4 separate regions of the Mus musculus genome follow, and regions 1, 2 and 4 are each linked to region 3. A link is a loop called in an ENCODE intact Hi-C map of the cell type or tissue named here. Cell type or tissue: gastrocnemius. All regions are shown on one strand.

What was found. A loop is a pair of places that touch in the nucleus more often than their neighbours do. Peaks named below come from ENCODE experiments on the same cell type or tissue, not always from the same donor. Only the 100,000 strongest peaks of a DNase experiment are listed, where the experiment ranks them.
Region 1: a loop joins it to region 3, with 12 times the contacts of the local background. A loop is called at or near these places in 11 of 42 quality-filtered maps.
Region 2: a loop joins it to region 3, with 4 times the contacts of the local background. A loop is called at or near these places in 15 of 42 quality-filtered maps.
Region 4: a loop joins it to region 3, with 4 times the contacts of the local background. A loop is called at or near these places in 14 of 42 quality-filtered maps.

The regions. Positions count from the first base shown.
Region 1 is chr2:113,821,350-113,826,349 of GRCm38, reverse strand. The region is part of intron 2 of Scg5 (secretogranin V); the gene reads left to right. Among named protein-coding and RNA genes, the nearest start is that of Scg5, 5.2 kb to the left of the region's middle. In gastrocnemius, a CTCF peak has its summit at 2,214 (motif pointing right); DNase peaks (open chromatin) are centred at 2,247 and 3,778.
Region 2 is chr2:113,805,399-113,810,398 of GRCm38, reverse strand. The region is part of intron 2 of Scg5 (secretogranin V); the gene reads left to right. Among named protein-coding and RNA genes, the nearest start is that of Scg5, 21 kb to the left of the region's middle. In gastrocnemius, a CTCF peak has its summit at 2,517 (motif pointing right); DNase peaks (open chromatin) are centred at 2,533, 3,084 and 3,339.
Region 3 is chr2:113,532,779-113,537,778 of GRCm38, reverse strand. The region is part of intron 7 of Fmn1 (formin 1); the gene reads right to left. Among named protein-coding and RNA genes, the nearest start is that of Gm13963, 140 kb to the right of the region's middle. In gastrocnemius, a CTCF peak has its summit at 1,968 (motif pointing left); a DNase peak (open chromatin) is centred at 1,892; H3K27ac peaks cover 1,262 bases.
Region 4 is chr2:113,647,187-113,652,186 of GRCm38, reverse strand. All of the region lies in intron 16 of Fmn1 (formin 1), which reads right to left. Among named protein-coding and RNA genes, the nearest start is that of 4930533B01Rik, 59 kb to the left of the region's middle. In gastrocnemius, a CTCF peak has its summit at 3,801 (motif pointing right); DNase peaks (open chromatin) are centred at 3,049 and 3,813.

The DNA of each region.
Region 1 (5,000 bases), 290 kb before region 3:
GGCACAGAGGAAGGAAAGAGGATGGATTACAGTGGATCTGTCCTTAATCTTGAGGTAATGAGCTGCCATAGCAACGTCAAGACTCCTGTAAGGGATGGGCATTGACTTGTGCTTCCATTGACTGCTGCTCTACCTTGAATTACCACAGCATTAGCAGTTTCTCAGGACACACATTGTCTCCCAGTTACTTCTGTTCCAACTCTGGCAGTCTCTCTCCATTCAGAGTCAAGCCAAGGTGAATTCTGATGTTGCCCAGCCATACAGCGACACTGGTGTGGGGGCTTTTAAGAAGCTTGTTAAGGTGACTGACTGGCAGACTTCATTTCCATGCAGTTATCAGCTCAAGTTCCCTTTTTGATGGCTGTCGGCTGGGAAGTCCCTTGGGAAGGACACTGCCTCGAATATTCCTATGCAGAATATCCTGAACAAGAATGTTCTGTTGTGACATTTTACTTCTCCATTATCAGCCCCTTTAATCTGATAAGGGTGCTGCAATAGAGTCCTGGGAGTGACTATCGGCCACCTTTGTTATCTAAGATGATAGCTACTTATCTCCAGTCTCCACCACATGCGGGGGGGGGGGGGGGGGGGGTCTTGTATGTTCAGCAGGTAAGAAGAATCTTGGAGCCAGTTTAGAATTCTGTCTCTTAAAGCTGAGGTGGAAAATGACAGGAAGTAGATCAAAGACAGTGGGCGGATAGAAATGAAGTACAAACCTTGAGCTTTTCCCAGTCCATCCTGGGTTTTAGATGGATGGCCTGGTTCTTATTTTTGTGAACAGATCACTGTTCCACTCGCCCATCTGTCTGTACTCTATGCTCAGAGACTCACTCACACCATGTGGAATAGCTCCTTCCATTCTTTTACCAGCATCAGAGAGAATCAGTTAAAGGTGTCCCTGCTACCCCCTCCTGATTTTTATAGAGAACACACACAGTACATGTATTCCTGTGAAAACTTCAAACCGTATGGAATGGGGTTGCTATGAGTTTTGTTACCAGAGCTCCCTGGATTTAAAGGCCAACCCCATCACTTTCTGGTGCCGTCATCTTTTAGTAAGTTATTTCTTCATTTCTACTTAGCTTAGGCACGCCTCTGTGGGAACCTTAAAAACAGCCAAGAAGTAGCATCTTCCAAATGTATAAAATTGTTGGCCAAAACCAAGACAAAAGGACAAAGTAAAGACTGCCAGGAAGTGAGTGCCCTTCTAAAGGCAACCTCAGGAGGTCGATGGCAGGAGAACGGAGTCTGAGCCGTGTACACACGGCTTGCTTGCTTGCTACGTGAGATCTTGGCGGCCTCTCTGAGAGGTAATTTTCTTATGGATGAAATAAGGCTTCCTTCACATACAGTCATGTGAACTGTTAATAAAAAGACCGCAAGACCCCGCCTCTGTGTGCAGCAGCAGCAGCAGCATGAGGGCTTTACTTGTTTGTCAGTTTTTATTTGTTGTTTGAGACAGGATCTGTTACAGCCCAAGCTGGCTTTGAGCACTGTATGTAGCCATGGATGACCTTGAACTTCTCACACTCCTGCCCCCACCTCCTGGGCTTCTGATCATCTTTCTAACTGCTCATCACCAGCGTTGGTCAGCTTCCACACCTTATGTTTCCGCCCTCCTCCTCCTCCCCCGGCTGCTGGAGCAGGTCTCTGTGACATGGTAAATGCTACTGTTTTCCCTTAGAGGCAGGGTAAGCTAGCAGCTCTCCCAGGGACAGACTCGGAGAGCTGTTTACTAAGGGTGAGGACTTTGGAGAGTAAAAACTGTCTCTGGTGACTGACACTCTTCTTGAATTGGGGTTGATTGAACCAGGACAGATAGTCTAGCCCTTGAATATTAACAGCCTCAGGTTAAAAATAAAAAAAAACCCAAAACAGCAGCAAACTGTTCTCCTAAAGTGTCAGCTGTTTCTTCCTCCAACACTTTAAGCTACTGAATACTTAGCACTGTGGTAACACTAAGTCTCAAACCACTAAACAGACGTTATAAATATTTGATGATTGTAAATTTTATTTATATTGTTAAAATACATCAAAATATTTTTATAACACATTTAGAACCTTAATTTCATTCTTTTCAAAATAAAAGAGAGCTGAAACTTTTAAAAATTGTATCAAATGGGGGGGAAAAAGCCCTTTGTAAGGTGGCATTATTGAAAAGGCAAGTAGATTTTAATAAGCCTATGTTTGGCCAAATTTGAATAAAGGAGCTGCAGTACCTCTACTTTGCCACGAGGTGGCAATAGCTGCCTCCCAATCAAAGGCTGACAGAACCGGGGCAGTAAACATGGAAGAGGAGTCTCACTTTGTTTCTGGAGAGTCTCTTTCTGCATTTAGAAGGAGGAGGGGATGTGGAAAGGAGGGACAAAGTGAGATAGGGAGGGAGGGAGGGAGGGAGGGAGGGAGGGAGGGAGGGAGGGAGGGAGGGAGGGAGGGAGGGAGGGAGAAGGAAGGAAGGGAGGGAGGGCTGTCTCTTAGCCCAGATAACTTTTCTAAAGTCTCTTTGTAGTTTTCCCCATTCTAGAGGAACCAATGATAACTTTGCCTGCGTCGGTGTCTCCAGTTTTTCCTATGCCCTCTGAGGCTGCCTTGAAATCACTCACACAACTGAAATTCTTGTAAAAAAAAAAAAAAAAGAAGACCTTGGAAAATGATTTTAAATATCCTGTGTGGATTAGCTGCCTGGATACAAATCTTAAAACGTTTTACATGCAGGTAGGCTAGGGAAGATGAAAATGATTGTGTCGTTAAGGCTCTCCAGCGTGTCTGGAAAGGCATGAGGATGGTTCTTTGGATATGCGGAACACAAGACAGATGTAGGGGGAGGGCATTTTGGAGTCCTCTCCTTGACAGGAGTGGCTGAGGCTATCGAGTGGATGAGCTGTCTAGGCAAACATTGCTGATGGGGACAGAGCACCTAAGACGAAGTTCTGAAGAACTTGACACAAAAGGGCTAGGCACCCCAAGCACTGGAAAATTGGGTGGAGTCAGGAGGATTATAAATTTGAGGGTGGCCAACTTTAGACAGTGAGTTCCAGGTTGGTTTGGGTCCATAATGCGGCCTTGTCTCACAATCACAAATTCCAAGTAGTAGACTCAGTAGCTGTAAAGAAGGTTATGGCACTTCAAAGAATAAGCAGAAATTGTCACTATCCATGACTATTGAACAATATAAAGTATTGGTTCATCCCCCAAATAAATAAGATTTTCTTATGGTATTGTCTTAGCTAGGATTACTGCTGCTGTAATGAAACATGACCAAAAGCAACTGGGGGAAGAAAGGGTTTAGTTAGCTTACACATCTACATTGTAGTCCATCCCTGAAGGAAGTCAGGAATTCAAACAGGGCCTGTACCTGGAGGCAGGAGCTGATGCAGAGACCATGGAAAGATGCTGCTTACTGGCTCACTCCTCATGGCCTACTCAGCCTGCTTTCTTAGAGAACCCAGGACCACCAGCCCAGGGGTAGCCCTGCAATGGGCTGGACCCTCCCTATCAATCACAAATGTTCTACAACCTCATCTTATGGAGGCCTTTGCTCAATTGAGTCTCCCTCCTGTCAGATAACTCCAGCATCTCTCAAGGTGACAGAAAACCAGCAAGCACAGAGGTCAAAGAGGGCCATAGAAAAGCAGCAAAATTAGCAAGGTGAAATTTCATGCCTAGCAGCTGCTAACTTAGAGAAGTCAGTTATTTGGAGCCCAGCTTGTCTTCATCCGCCCAGGTGACTCGGTCTACTGCTCGCAGCTCTTGACCGTCTAGATCAGGCCCCGGCTGAGGTGTTTGATGACAGCCTGCTTCACGCTTCAGGGCTAGCTGACTCTTGACATGGCCGAGAGGCCGGAGAATTCATGGAGGACAGTTGCACCCCCTCCACATTGGGGGTTCAGACTTCAGTATAATTTTTAAGGGGACATAAACACTGAGTGCTTATTCCAGCTAGTGTCCATCTGTGGGTACAGGGCCTGAGCTAGAGCTTCTTGTGAGCTCTGTAGCCTAACTCATTCTTCCGAACACCAAGTCCCAGCTGTGTGCAGCCTTCATGGAGAAGCAGCATTTAAACCATGCGCTCGGCCCATTTCTGTGACCGTAACCTGAATGGAACAAGTGGGGACAGTGAACTTTGCTGCCTCTAAATTCTGATGAGGTTTAAAAAACTCTTATTTTTTTTCTAACCCTTTTTCTCCCACCCCACTTTCCATATTGTTCACACGAGAGTTTGGCAGGTGTCTTAGTCAGGGTTTCTATTCCCGCATGAACCAAGAAGCAAGTTGGGGAGGAAAGGATTTATTCAGCTTGCACTTCCATACTGCTGTTCATCACCAAAGGAAGTCAGGACTGGAACTCAAGCAGGTCAGAAAGCAGGAGCTGTTGCAGAGGCCACGGAGGGATGTTACTTACTGGCTTGCTTCCCCTGGCTTGCTCAGCTTGCTTTCTTATAGAACCAAAGACAACCAGCCCAGAGATGGTCCCACCCACAAGGGGCCCTCCCTGTTTCATCACTAATTGAGAAAATGTCCCACAGCTGGATCTCATGGAGGCACTTCCCCAACTGAAGCTCCTTTCTCTGTGATAACTCCAGCCTGGGTCAAGTTGACACACAAAACCAGCCAGTACAGCAGGGAAAAAAATTAATCTAAGCATAGCATTCCTCCCTTCCCGTCTACTTGTAAGGCACGGCTTCGAAGCTGGCAGCTAAGACTCCTTGCACTTTCCTGAAGTGTGGGCTTAACCCAGGAGGCGTCTTGGTTCCTGGAGAACCTTGGCTCCTGGGGTTTTTTCCTGTCAGGCATTGTCTGTGCAAAGTCCATATCTGTGCAAAGCCCGTGGTGTTTAAACTAGAACTCTGTCTCATGTCACCTGATTCATACCATCTGGAAAAAAAACCCCCGGCAACAAGAAGCACCATGAGTCACCTGGAAAGCCGCAATGAAGGATTTTCCACAGAAAATTGACAAAGTGGATTACGTACACAAAGGGAAGGGAAGAGCAGTAACCCA
Region 2 (5,000 bases), 270 kb before region 3:
TCCTGTACATGGCTCCTTTACCTACACACTGGGGATTTGACCTCTATCTCCACTCTCATTAATATGGGTGGCCTATTTGCTCTTATTAAAAGAAAAAGGGGGAGATGTTGGGAGCCGCCCCCACATTCGCCGTTACAAGATGGCGCTGACAGCTGTGTTCTAAGTGGTAAACAAATAATCTGCGCATGTGCCAAGGGTATCTTATGACTACTTGTGCTCTGCCTTCCCCGTGACGTCAACTCGGCCGATGGGCTGCAGCCAATCAGGGAGTGACACGTCCGAGGCGAAGGAGAATGCTCCTTAAGAGGGACGGGGTTTCGTTTTCTCTCTCTCTTGCTTCTTGCTCTCTTGCTTCTTGCACTCTGGCTCCTGAAGATGTAAGCAATAAAGTTTTGCCGCAGAAGATTCTGGTCTGTGGTGTTCTTCCTGGCCGGTCGTGAGAACGCGTCTAATAACAGCTTATGTTTCTTAAATACTGGACATAGATAGAGTCTCCACATGAAGGGTAAAAACAGATCTGTAAAATACTTATTCAAAGGGAAATGTTCTAGTAGAAGGGAAATAATCCCCATTTTGTGTCTACCGTGGCCCAGTATGTTATTTATTACAATTTTTGTCTTCATAAATCCTATGTTCTGTTTTGCAGTGGAAGTGGTTGAGCAGTGTGCAAAGACAGGCTTAGGACATAGAATCTAGATTTGGCTCACTTGTATTTGAATCTAGAGCAGAATTTGCACCCTCACCACTGTTGATACCTAGGCTGCAGCATTTCCCGTTGACGGTCCACATCCCTAGCCTCTGCCCATTAGAGGGCAGTAGATTTTCCCCAATGGGACAGCTCAAAACATCTTCAGGTGATTTTAAATGTTCCTAGCAGGTTAAGATCTTCTGTTGAAATTTAGTTCTCTGCAATGTATATGTGCGAGTGTATATATATGTGTGTGTATGCACATACATATGATGTGATGTATGTGTACGTATATACATTATGTGTGTGTGTGTGTCTATATATGTATGTACATATATCTCTCCTTCCTTTTCATCTCTTCCTTCTCCTATCTGTCTTTTTCTTACCCTTGCATATTCAAAACAAAATTTGGGAAGTAACTTTAAGGACTCTAATTATGTTTAAACCTTTTTAAATATGAAAGTAATAAAAGCATTGTGAATCATTAGTACAAAATGTTAAAGATTATTTATAGTCTTACCACTTAGAAGGTTCCATGTTTGACATCTATTTAGTTTATGTATTTATCCTGTGTGTGTGCATACTTGTATGTGTGTGTGTGTGTGTGTTTAGGGCCCTTTTACTTTGGTAATTTCCTCTAATGGATAGCCTTGAAAATAACACTTCAAATAAAGGTTTTTACAGTTATCTGTGGGGAGATTGCTGGGGGCTGTACGCACGTGAGTGCAGAGGCCAGAAGACATGGTCATCTTCCTTGCAGTGGTCATCACAGGAGGTTGTGCGCTTCCTGTTGTGGGTGCTGGGAACCAAACTCAGGTCCTCTGTAAGAACAGTAAATGCTCTTGACCACTGAGCCATCTCTCCCACCTTCATAAATAGTGTTTGTCTGTATTTCGTAGGTAATATTCCAGCAAAATATTCTATATCCTAACAAGTTAATGTCATGATTTTTAGTAACTGCATCACATCCTCTTATACAAATATACACAGTGCAAACATCCCCCAAGTGGTGGGCACTTAGAGTTTTTCCAATTTATTATTTTCATAAATATTTCCTTACTGACTATATATGCACATGACCCTTCATGTAGACACCTGATAAATTTCCTAGGGTGTGCATTTCAGGGAAAAGAATAATTTGACCAAACTCTATATATTTTTAGGTTCTATTTCCTCAACTACTGTCAAGTTGCTCTCAACTGTTTAACCAATGGCTGCAGTGTTTCTCTCTTCTTCCATCTCCTCCTTCCCTCTCTCCCTCTACTCTACTCATGGACAGCGTTTCCATTTGTCTTCTATGACAACTGCCCTTTAAAAACTCCTTGAAAGGTAAAACTGGTATCTTAATGTTTTTTCTTTTTTTCTTTTCTTTACTTTTTTTTTTTTCTTTTTTTTTTTTTTTTTTTTTTTTGGTTTTTCGAGACAGGGTTTCTCTGTATAGCCCTGGCTGTCCTGGAACTCACTTTGCAGACCAGGCTGACCTCGAACTCAGAAATTCGCCTGCCTCTGCCTCCCAAGTGCTGGGATTAAAGGCGTGTACCACCAACGCCCGGCACCTTAATGTTTTAATTAGTATTTATTTCGTGATCTACAAACCTGCACATCTTTCCGTCCCTGTGTTTTTCTTATTCTTTGAAGTGTTTGTTAACAAGATGCATTCCTTCTTCACCAGCTGTAATTGCGCCTGACTGACTCTTTCATAGAACCTTGAGTTTTCACAATCAGACTTGCAGCAAAAGTTTTTCTAAGATTTTTAGTACAAGTAGAGAAATATTGGAGTGAAAATTCGGGAGAAGACGGGGAATTAATTGTGTGATGGCCACCAGGCGGCGCCATTGGCTCAGAATAGAATCATTGCTCTGGCGAGTAGGAGGCTATTACTTGACCCAGGGTCCTGAGCTGGGCTAAGTGAAGATCCTTGAGAGCTCTTTCCTGCATAGAACACCACTGGTCGGGTTTGTAGTTAACCTGACAGTGACCATGAGTGGGCCCGATGCGTTTGTATGTGGTCAGGGCCATTCCTGTTTTTGCTTAAAATATGTGACAGCTGTGCTTTACACAGTTGCCTAATAAACTGTACAGTTTCATGGTTTTCTGTGTATTCGTGTCACAGCAATCCATTTTAGAATATTTTTTATCATCTCAGAAAGGAACTTTATCTCTTTTTTCATCCCTGCCATCTCTCCCACCTCCTCTCCCCTTTCCCAGTACTGGAAGAGCACTGACTAATCTCAATTCTACCCCTGGGCCTACTTTCACAGTGACTTTACATACCTGGAACCTCCAGTAGGTGTTCTTTGTGATGTGGATTTGGTTGCTTTAGGCTGACAGTGCTGCCCCATCTGGCTTCCTGGCAGGAGACAGGGGCACTTTCAGGTCTGCTTGAAACAGTGACCTTTTAATATGATGGTTCTTCACTGTTTAGCCGGGAATGCTAGGATGGAAGATTTCTGGGCCCCAGGCCTCCCAGCAGCTTGGGTTTGGTGCCCTGGGTATCTACAACTGGTGACGCTTGTTTATTAGTAACTCTGACCCCCTGACAACCGAGCTGGCAGCAGTGGGGGGCTCAATCTGGAGGGGGGAAAAAGCCAGGTTTTAAATGGAGGCATCAGAGAAAGAAAGCCTTTCCCTGTGAGCCGCGGTGCCAACTCCAGCTTCAGCCCCTGTCCCTGAGCAGGCCGAGACGCTGCTTACTATCAAGCGCTCCTCCTTGACTTAGCCTGACAACAGGACATATCTGAAGGCCATCAAAACTAATGACATCAGCCTGACTTACTGCTCGGCTGGCAAGGATCTCAGCCCAGCGTAGCAGGAAGAGTGCTCAGTCTGATGCCTGAGGCTCACCAGAAAATTCCACTGGCTGGTGCCCGAGGCTGTTCTGAGACTCCAGTGAGAAGTGCCACAATAAAGCAAACCGATGCATGCGACAGAATCAAGGGTCAGAGTGGGACGTCTGGGAACTTCCTATCCACCCACCACGCGCGTTTCATAGAAAATTGAGTCTGAAGAGCTGACATTCTTTGCTGAAGGAGGGCCTATGACAGCTGTTGATGGAAGGTCAACTGTGGATCTGGGAGGCACGGCTCTCTGCTTCCTCTTTTCTTCCTTTGCCCACCCTTTTCCCACTCCCTTCCTTGGGATCAAAAGAATCAGATCCAATCACTCTAACTTTTCAGAATTGAGTTCTCATTTCTCCATGGCTACAGACCTAGTGGATCTGTAAATATTTGTGCTGAATGGGTCTGAGTTGAAATAATGGCATCTGAAGAAATCATCGATGACTGTAGGAACATCAGAGAGCAGCGTCAAGTTCCTCGGGGCCTGAGTCTTGTGCAACTTGGAAACCCGTGTTAAGAAAAGCAATACAAACTCATATTTCAAAAGGGCTGGAACAGATGGCTCAGTGGTTAAGAACACTGACTGCTATTCCAGAGGACCAAGGTTGGATTCTGAGCACCCACATGACACCTTACAACTCTCTCTAATTACAGATCCAGGGAACCCAGTGCCCTTTTCTGAACTCCACAGGCATCAGACAGACGCATGATGTATAGACTGCATGAAGTCAAAACACCCATGCACATGCAATTGGAAAATAATGGTAATGGCTGCAAGGCCTTTGAAATAGCCACACTCATTGTGCATGCAATGAGGGACTGCATTCAACTTCCCTGTCAGACTACTGCTAGGACTTTGTAGACTGGAATAGACCTGTTTGTAGAAACGACAGCTGGTATACTGGGAAGTATTTCATAACCCTCTTCTCTCATGGAATAAAGACAGCCCTAGAAATAGACGGGTACTGAACACGTGTTCCATGTGAGGAATACCAAAGAGAGCAATGAGGTCTGGAAAGGGCTGCCTCACTCAGGATGTGTGGTACTGAAGCCCAGGTAGAGGGTGAGGCCAGCTTCCTTCCCAGCTACCCACGTCTCAGTTTGTTCTCGGAGAATCTTTCACAGTTATTCTTCTTCTGAGTGCTTTGTCCAAAGGGGAGATCAGCATGGATAAAGCCATTTAGCATTGAGGGGTGAGAACAGGCTCAAGATTTACACAAATTTTTGAAGTTCTGTGTCACGGGTGGAGTCCCTTAAGTCCACATCACTGTCCTGAAGTGAACAGAAGGAAGATGTATGACCAGGGTGGCCTTTCCTCAAAGTGTGCCTGATGTCCCTGAAATAATAGGACAAATGCACACCCAGTAATCTGTCCCAACATCATTCTAGAAAACAACACGTTCACCCATTCTGTTAAGTGGTGACCTCAGCATTAGACTTTCTTCCTTTGTTTCTACCCTGTTGTCTGCCGCTTT
Region 3 (5,000 bases):
ACCCAGTAGTTCCAGACCAGTTCTACCAATGGCTATGGCTGTCAAGTACTCTTTGTGTACATGGACAACGGTGAATGAATGTTGCATCTTTAGAGAAAGAAATGTGTGTGCAACTTGGTCTGCAATATGCTCATTCAGTTTCTAAACGTCTGTGAGACAAGGTCTCCACAGGCAGATAAATTCTGATATTTTGTACCTGGAAAGTTGTTTAAACTTCCTTTCCAGATGCTATGATACTTATAAATGCTAAATGCTAAAAAACAAAAACAAAAACAAAAAACAAACAGACCAAAAAAAAAAAAACTCAAAAAACCCCAAAACAAACAAACAAAAAAACCCAGACCCTAGTCAGCTACCTTCAAGGCAAGGTAGTTGACTCCAAAGCTGCATTGTGATTTTCCAAAGATTGCCAGTACTTAAAAGAACTTCATTTTAAAATTATTCCATCAAAGCTAAATAGGGGTTATTAAAATCACAGTTACTCTCTGAGGCCGGATGAGTATCCAGGCCTCATACGACACAGCAGACGCTGTAAGGCAGCTGAGTCTGCAGAACACTCTAGGAGTACTGAGATATTGGTCTGGATGGGATTCCCTTGCCCAGTTGCCCCATTACACAGAAAGTTAAATTAAGGCTGCTGGATGTTTAGTGTTCTAGTCTTCAGAATCACCACCTGAGCCTCGGAACCCTTCAAACTGAAGCTCATCTATTGACAGAATGAGACGCCTGCCATAAGGAGACTTCAAAGGCCTTGTCCAGGACCTCATTCTTGCCTAGGGTCAGTGAGACCTACAAACCAGGCTCATGGACAGCGAGCCAGTGCGACTCTCACCAGACCAGGACTGGAAATGGTATTCTGATTTAGCGGAGTGACCCTGAAGTCAACATTGTAGTTACATTTAAATGAATGCATTGGTTTTCACGTAACTAAGAACACGGCTCTGAGCTGTCTGTCCTTGATTGGCTCCTTATGAGCTGTGTGATGCTGGGCGAATTACCCAACCTCTCTCCACTCCAATTTCCTCGATGACAAAATGGGAATAAGATGGTAATCATCTTCTTCAGGTCTTGTGGAATTAACTAAGTTAATACATACCAAGCAACTAAACTATTGGTAAACACCTCTTAGCGTTATTACTACAAGTGAAAACATGCCTGGTCATTTTTACTTGGAAAATACTCCAAAATCCAAAGTAATTGAGACTTCTGGTCACAATAAGCAGTTGGCTGGACGGAGGGGTGCAGGGAGTCTATGGTGGCCATCACGTACACAGATGAGTGTGCCCTGCAATGCTTTTCCAGTTTAGCGTTCAGCACCCGCATGACCTGGGGTTATTAACCTTGAGTACATATATAGGACCTTTCATTCTACTTTTCCCATCTTCAAAATACTTCTCTTTAGGGTTGGAAGCCACCATCACTGTCCCCCCACCCCCACCCCCAGCATGGCAACTGGGCCTCATCTCTTTTCCAGCTCTACCCATAGTCACCATCTCAGACAGGGTCCTACACTTGGGGGAAATGAATGAGCTTCCAGGCCAAAAAAAAAAAAAAAAAAAAAAAAAATCGCTGGATTTAACTGATTTTCTTTGAGTATACCTCCAGGTATCTAATCACACCTTGTACTTTTAAATTAGATGATATTCAAATGCATATTCAAATAACTCTTTTCTGTCTTTATTTAGATTTTAAAACTATAGTGGAAAGAGGGAAAGGTTCTGGAATTAGTTCCAAAGGAGCCAAGTCCCATCCATTTTAGACGACAAGCATTCGTTCCAAGCTCTGCAACTCTGCCGAGAAACAGTTTTTACTTCGCTGACACCCACAAGCTTCGCTAATATGCACTTGGCTCTGAGAGTTCAGGATAATGTGCTGTAAAAATCTGGCCTCCTGGGCTTCCATTGCTCTGGGAGAAGACATTTAGCTGTGACTCTCATTGTAAAGTGCCCTCTTGTGGCTTTAAGGAGGTATTGACAGTTCTGGTGACACTTGAAACTGGCCCTGAGTTAACAACCTAGATTAAATTATTCTTTTAACAGCCAACTGGAGAAACAGTGCTTAGAGTTGATAATCCAAAAGAAGCACTAATGTCCATATACGATAAGCTTTCCCCACTTTTAAAAAACAAGCTGATAAAGGAGATGTGCAAGCCAACTTTGGGTGTCATCTCAAGTCTAAATAAAGCTGGAAAGGGACAAGTGTTGTGCTGGTGCCTGTCCGGGAGAGGCTCTCACTTCCTCTGGGTGAATCTGGCTAGCTGGAGTCTGATAACTGCAGAATAGGAAAGCCCTGAGTATTCCAAGTCCTACTCCAGGAATCTGGGTGAAGTACTGACATTCTCAGGGCACAGAGGAGTACAATCAACACATGGGCATCCTGTACAGGATAACTCAACCCCACATGCTTTTATCAAACACAAGAGAAGTGTAAAAAAGATGGACAAACTTATCCTTATCCCCAGGCGAAAAATAACATACATACCTCCCCAAGGCAGCCCAGAGAAATTATCATTGTTACAAAAGTTTGAGTAATATAAACTTGGAAGGGCAGCAGGTTATAAAAACCCTATAAATTTATGTTCAGCCTTCCAAGCAATGTTCTCTTTCCACCCTTCTCCCCTCCTCTCTACAATGAGACACGAAGTCTGGGACTTGAGCATTTAAGCCACAATCCTCGCCAAAGTGACCAAATTACAATCAATGCTGAAGCATTTTGGCACCAGAAAGTTTCAACAGAGTATCATCTGCAGAGCCATCACAGCCCATCTCCCCCAAAGGGCTCAGAGAAAGTAGTCAGTACTTCATTAATTCTGAAGAACTATCTGCTGAGGAGACAGAGGGAGGAGAATGCTTTTTATACATCTCAGAGAACAGGAAGCAGACAGACAATTCACAATTCAAAGTCAGATCACATCTCAAGGGCAGAAGGAGATTGGCGGGTCTCGAGATTTTCTGTCAAGCAAGTTTAGACCAGAACTGGGAGGCTTATCACGGACGTAGTGACCTCCTTGACAGATGCCAAGAGAAAAGAGCCTCTGACAACAGACTCTTGGATGCCCGTCAAGGCCCTGACCTTCTTGCTTGAGAACAAATGTAACTCAGGGGCAGTGTAAACACAGGCACACTAGCAGTGTAAACACTTATCTTACAGTGCAAGAAAGAGAACGCAAGCCAACTCCAGTTGAAGTACTGTTGGAATGTGTCATTATAGGAAGTTGTGGAATGCTTCCATAAATACTGGAAAATGAGAACACACTGGAGATGTTCTAGATTCTTTTCTAAGGTTTTTTTTTTTTTTTTAAAGACACAATCACATGTAGCCTAGCCTACCCTAGAACTTACATCCTCCTGCTCCAGCTTCTTAGGTGCTAGGATTACAAGGGTGTCTCAATACACCTGGCAATATTTTCTTCCCAAAGCTTTGATGTGACAATAGTTTATACAGAAATTAACATAAAGTTCCAAGGGATGCCTAAAAACATCTTCATAATTACAATTCCTTTGATTCCCATAACAGCTATGCTACGAACTGATATTCTCAAATATATATAAAAATAAAAGGTGATGTGAGAAGGCCATCTGCTATGAAAAGAGGAATAATAAAGACTACCCGTGGTGGTGGTGGTATGAATCCTTGTGTTCGAAGCTCTTGCTCTTGGTGCAGTTACTGTTGTGCTTAATAGTGGCTGATAGGCCTGATGTGACCAGGGAGGATGGCAACCCCCTGAGGATGCAATGCTGTCATGCCTACGACTTTAGTTATAAATAACATCTAAAGTGCAATAGGTTCAGTCAAAGGAAATAACACAATTGAAATCGATGTATTTCTTTGCAATAATTGTACATACGATACATATTTTTCTTCAGGATGTTGAATCCTTTGTTTTTGTTTTAAATCGGAATATTAAAGAACACTTTGTATAATCTCACAATGAAAGAAACAGTTTAGACTTCATCACATGTAGCTGTGTCTCGACTCCTGTAGCAATGGCTGTTCCTCCTCATCCCCTTCAACTGAGTCCCCTCAGTGAAAACTGTGACCATCAACAGTGTGGTGAATTTAAACAGGAACCACAGACATATGCTGGAGCTCTTGAGCATATTCGCCACTGTTCATTGTCATCAATACTTTCCCAGTAGAGATGTGCAAAGCCGTACAAGTCTCTCCAGACTTGTTCTAAGTGCTAACGAGAGAGAGAGAGAGAACTACACTACAGTGGGCTTCCTTCTGACTCTTACACTTCATACTGTAGAACAAGATTCCTGCCCAGTTTGGTAATCCATGTCTGTCCTAGTGTAAGACAGGATTAAACAGTAGGGAATGTAAACACAGATATGAAGCTTGTCATTAGACACTCTTAGCTGAGTTCAGCAGACTCAACAATCAACCCCACTCTTTCTGATGCACACACAAGGACCACATCAGTTCTACTTTTAAAAAAAGATTCGGACATTTCTACCTTGATGTTGGCTGAGTTCCTCCTCCCAAGATTCAGAAAGCTGGATGCTTCAATATCCAACACACGTGCTTCTCTCTCCAGATCAGGTATTATTAAAAAACTTGTTTGGCAAGTGTTCTTATAGTCTTCTCATATGGAGACAATCTCATGATCACACTGAAAGATTTGGCCCCCAAAGCTGAATGTCCTTGAAAAAAGCCACTTTCATCTTCTCTTCAGGAGAAAAGAAAACAAACATCTGATTCTAGAGGAGACCAAGGGATCCATCTTGATGTCTGAAATCTGGCCACAGGCATGGAGGCTGTGCAGTCTCAAAAGGGCGGGTTTGCAGTCTTCTGGCGTTGAGTTAGTTAGCTGCTTTTCTTTCCTTTCCTTTCTTTCTTTCTTTTTTTTCTTTTCTTTTCTTTTTTTTTTTTTTTTTTTAATTTTCTTTACAACTTAAAAAAACCTCAACTTAAGGCAGGCTACAAAGTTCACTGAAAACGCCAAACACCATCCCTCCTGTTAAGCCTTCCAGACCCAGAATTTTCGGCTCCATTTG
Region 4 (5,000 bases), 110 kb before region 3:
ATGTAATCAGAATCCATGAACTTTAATATAAATTCCACATCCTGGTTACTTATCTATATTTTCAGGAACAGTAAATTGATATATGAAGTAAAAATTGAGAATTTTTCCAACATGGATTTGAAAATGGCCCTTAACTCTCTCTGCACACTCTACTGGCTCCATTCCAATCGGAGAGAGCGTCTGAGAGCCTGTGGGCAGCAGTATAATCTGCTGGGATTATTTTCTGATCTCTCACAGCTTACAAAAAACAATGTTATCTACAAGACTCACAGGGAGAACAAATTTAAGTACAAATGACACATTCAGTCCCACATGATCATAATTTCCTGCTATGTCTACAAAAACTATTCGTAAGTCTATGTCTAAATTCTCTTTACCCTTTGGGGGAAAAGCCCTCAATTCTATGGATTTATATTTCAGTTCAACCATGCCAATTCCTGATGGTTTCTGCCTTTCTAGGATGGAATGTAGCCTTGGTCCTCAGCTGTCAGAATGGCCATCAACAATTGTCCATACAGGGACCACAGAGGTCACAACACCGCCCCCCCCAAAGGTTTGATCCAAGGAAGAGTATAAGAAATAGCTAATGAAGTTCTCACTTTGTCCCCTAAAGGGTACTAATATCATAGATAATAGCTTATCAACTCTAAATAAATTATTATTGAAAAATGTAAAAATATTTAAATTCAGGATTTAATTTGAGAAGTGCTTGTCATGAGTTTATAGATTAAACATGTTTATTTAGTATCTCACGTCTATACTTGGAAAGATAACTCCAGGCTTCTTTCCTCCCTCCTTACCCTTCACCCCTCCCTCCCCACCTTCCAGACATTGAATTATATTAAAACAAGAGTTTTTGCACACTTGTAGGGAAGGGCCTACAAGAGTAGTTTAAGGCCATTTGTCCCTGGGAAAGGATGGGAAGGAGTGTTTATTACATCAGGTGCAGAAGTACAGAAGTCTCGGAGGACTGATTTCCTAGGATTCCAACTGCAAGGACAGTGTCTCAGAAGTGTGACAGAAACTCTGGCATATGGGACTTAATGTCCCGGCAAATACATTCTCGCTGACGATGATGGTTCTTATGTGTAAAAATAGTCACAAACATATGAGTCACTTTGTAGCACTGGGTGTGTGAAGCTAAGATTTATGGTTGTGTGTTTGCCCCATGTAGAAACAGAGAAACAAAGAGTTCCCTTCAGATTGACGAGAAAGATAAAGTACCCCTCCCTGGAAATAACATTGTTGTTGTTGTTGTTTTTTTTTTTTTTTTTTTTTCTGAAGAAGTTCTAAGGACCAGAACACACTTTCCTTCAATTATTTATTGATCATTAAAGATCTTTTCCCAAGGCAATTACAGATTGTAGCCTTTGTAAGCCTGGATGGACAAAGTACAGGTCAGAACCTACAAGTTAACAGTCCTGCTCTCAAGAGATGGCTATCTGAGGAGTGGCCATTGGGAAAGCTTGCCTCCATGATGACCACCTTCTCTGCATGCCTGCTGATCTCTTAATTAGAGACCGTGAGTGCTCCATTTCAGGATGTTGAAAATGGGTTGGCTTACAACTTGGTTTATCAAAAGTACATAATGTCTTATTTTTTTATTTTTTATTCTTTTAAAAAAAGGTTGGCCACTTTTGTTTTCTACCACAAGCAAAAGCTATTTGCTTTGGGAAAAGTAGGATAGCCAGAGACCACTGTACTGAGAAAGAAAGCCCAAAGTCACATGCAATGGTTACTTAGAGTCTCCGAGATAGTCCTCTAACCTCAAACAGCCTGCCAACCCATGGTGGATACACATACATGTATGGAAAAGCTATTTTTGGAATATTCAAATTCTACCCACCATAGGACTCTGAATTCATAGGAGACCCGCTTCAATAACCAGCCAATGGAACAACCCAAGAGAAAACAGTGTTATTTTGAGCTATTAACTTTTGAAGCAGTAGGCAATACAGCAACAAATAACTTAAGTATACACTGCGGACTGAGGCAAAACTAGTGTGGGTCTTGCTCTTCACGGAGTTTACAGTGCCCAGAACACAATAAGAACTAAACTAATATTTAATTAGCAGTTTGCACAGTTCCTTCTGTTTTAATAAGATGAAGGAAAGACTCATGGTTAATATGGCTTCATAGATGAAATGGAATTCTGACTTTGTCTAAGCAATATATGTAAAGCTCAAAGGAATGTAAAGGCATATGTGTGCAGGTGTGTGTGTGTATGTGTGTGTGTGTGTGTGTGTGTGTAGGATTACGCCACACCCTGTATCAGAGGGTTGAGACACTTGAGCTGATTTCACAGTTGCAATGCCCTTACATATAAGGTTGGTATAATTATCTCTATCTTTGAGATGAAGGAAGTCAGCGTGTTTTCCAAGTCAGAAAGTTAGCAAGAGATTTGATCTCAGGTTTGTATAATTCTAAAGCCAATCTTCTTTGCATTATACTATCATATTGTTCACATTATATTACCATATTGTTCAAACTACAACAGAAACAGGAAAACGACTTGACAGACATCACCTGCTGAGTCTTTTCCAGGGCTGTCTACCTCCATTACCTGCTGTCCAGATGCTAAAACCTATTTCACCAGTGGTACTGGGACAAACTGCGATCAGTGCTTCAGTCATGAGTTCAAACCAGGAACCAGTGCCAGAGGAAGCTTAAGACCAAGACTGCAGATAACCATGCATGCACCCTATGCTAGCCATCAGGCAAACTTCTAGAACTGTGAAACTCAAGGGACGATGCTAAGGGAGAATAGAGCCTTTCTAGGAAGAATAGCCATCTCAAATAACTCTTCCGTGGCTTTCCACATGATTTACTTGAACACATTAAAGCCTTCTTGAATTATTACAGCACGATTAATCACTCCAAATTTCATTATTTCGGCAAGGAAATGGGATGCTGTGATGAGCTCATTAGGCAGGCAGTTGATTATGTCAATCAATAATTTGAGTGCCAGCAACTTGGTGGATGCTGAGGCAGGAGGGGGAGTTGTACACAGCAAGGGCTCTGGTGTCTGCTTTTCGGGTGGATAAAGGGTGAGCTAGCAAGGCCTGGCAGGCCAAAGAGTTGGAGCACTCATGTGTGCCTAAAACTGTGAAGGGACGTGAGCCAGCCGTGCTTACACCCTATGATGAGAAAACTGTTTATCGTTACTGAAAATAGTTCTGGTCTATTCTATGCATTTTTATTTTTCAGAAGCAAATGAAAATCTCTGCACAAAGCTACCACACAGATGGATTTGCTCTCAACTGAAAGAGGGGAAGAAAGGAAGAAAGAAAGAAAAAGAAAGAGATCCTGAGTTCAAATTCCAGCAACCACATGGTGGCTCACAGCCACCCGTAATGAGATATGACGCCCTCTTCTGGTGTGTCTGAAGTCAGCTACAGTGTACTTATGTATAATAATAAGCAAATCTTTGGGCCAGAGCAAGCAGGGACTGAGTGAGTGGAGTTGACCAGAGCGAGCAGGGCAGACCAGAGCGAATGGACCTACTGGAGCAAGCAGAAGCTCTAAAAATTCAATTCTCAACAACCACATAAAGGCTATCAACTATCTGTACAGCCACAGTGTACTGACATATATTAAATAAATAAATAAATAAATCTTTTAAAAAGAGAGAGAGAGAGAAAACAAAGCAATCCTCATCATTCTACAATTTGCTAGAACGCAGAGCTTGAGTGCTGAAGCTGTCAGTAGTCACCAAGGATAACTAAAGTTGGTAATTCTCCATCACTTTAGCATGGAGAGGAGATATTCACACTGTGGAGCTTAAGAATCAAGTGCTTGCAGTTCCAAGTTGAGGCCACTAGGTGGTGACGTTGTGGATTTTGGCAGCCATAGTGTGTGTGCTCCATAAGGCATGGTGTCCTTAATGAAATTATGAACGTCTCCTCTGTCACTGAGAAGAAACCACAGAAATTCCTGGCACCCTTTTTTTTTTTTTTCTCACATGCTCACTTACCTGACTTATACTATATTTATGACAACATACACCTTTTAACAAAAGGGAAGCTTTCTAATTTAGATAAATGCAGATCACACAGATCACTTTTGCCTAGATTTTAGGAGAGACAAACAGATAAACATGACTTCTTCCCAGTAGTGAAGACAGTCTTCCATAATTAACTCATTACCTTTAGAAACTGGGGCCATCACCCAACGTAGCACTGGGTGAATAAACCTGTCTTGCCTTTCTGAGCGCCACTCTGAGCATCTGAAAAGAGTCTGAGAAATGACTGAGGATGTAAGAGCAGGCTGGCTGATATGTACGGCACCGGGCTCTGGACTGATGCTTTCATCAGTCCTGGGTCCTTATTAGCGCTGCTATGATCTTTGTAAAGCAAAATGAACCCAGAGAAGAAACAATTTGAAAGAAAAAGTAACCACTGCTGGGCTGTACATTACCTACAAAAGCTATGTATGCTATGATATTCATGCTCACAATAGTCTGGAAACACAGTAGAGGTGTCAAGTTCTTCCAGCATAAGGATGACAATATCTAAGTACAAGAGGACCTGAGTGATAATTGCAGGAAGTCACCCATTCAAACCTCCCTATAATGGAACTAGAAAAAGAGTACACTGGGTGAAGTAACCCAGATGCGGAAAGACAAATGCCACTTGTTCTCTCTCATTTGTGGGTCTTAGTCCCAAATCTTCAGATGTGAGAGTGAGGATATACACTCTGGAGTAACCACAGAAACCAAGAAAGTTGAAAGGGGCCATGGGTGAGGCCTAGAGAGGGGAGTAGCAGGATACAAATTCCACATGCAAAGTGGGAAAGGGAGGAAGACAGACTGAGGAGTTCCAACTAGGGAAGTGAAAGGAAGGCACCACAGTAAGGGAGGGAGGAGGAGATAGAACCTTATTATTTGTTATTTACCTACAATTGTGTGTGTGTGTGTGTGTGTAATCAACTTATTCCACTTGGGCTGTCAATGCTCCCCACAAGAGCCAGGGAGCAACAAAAAATCCAGTGCCCGGTATGAG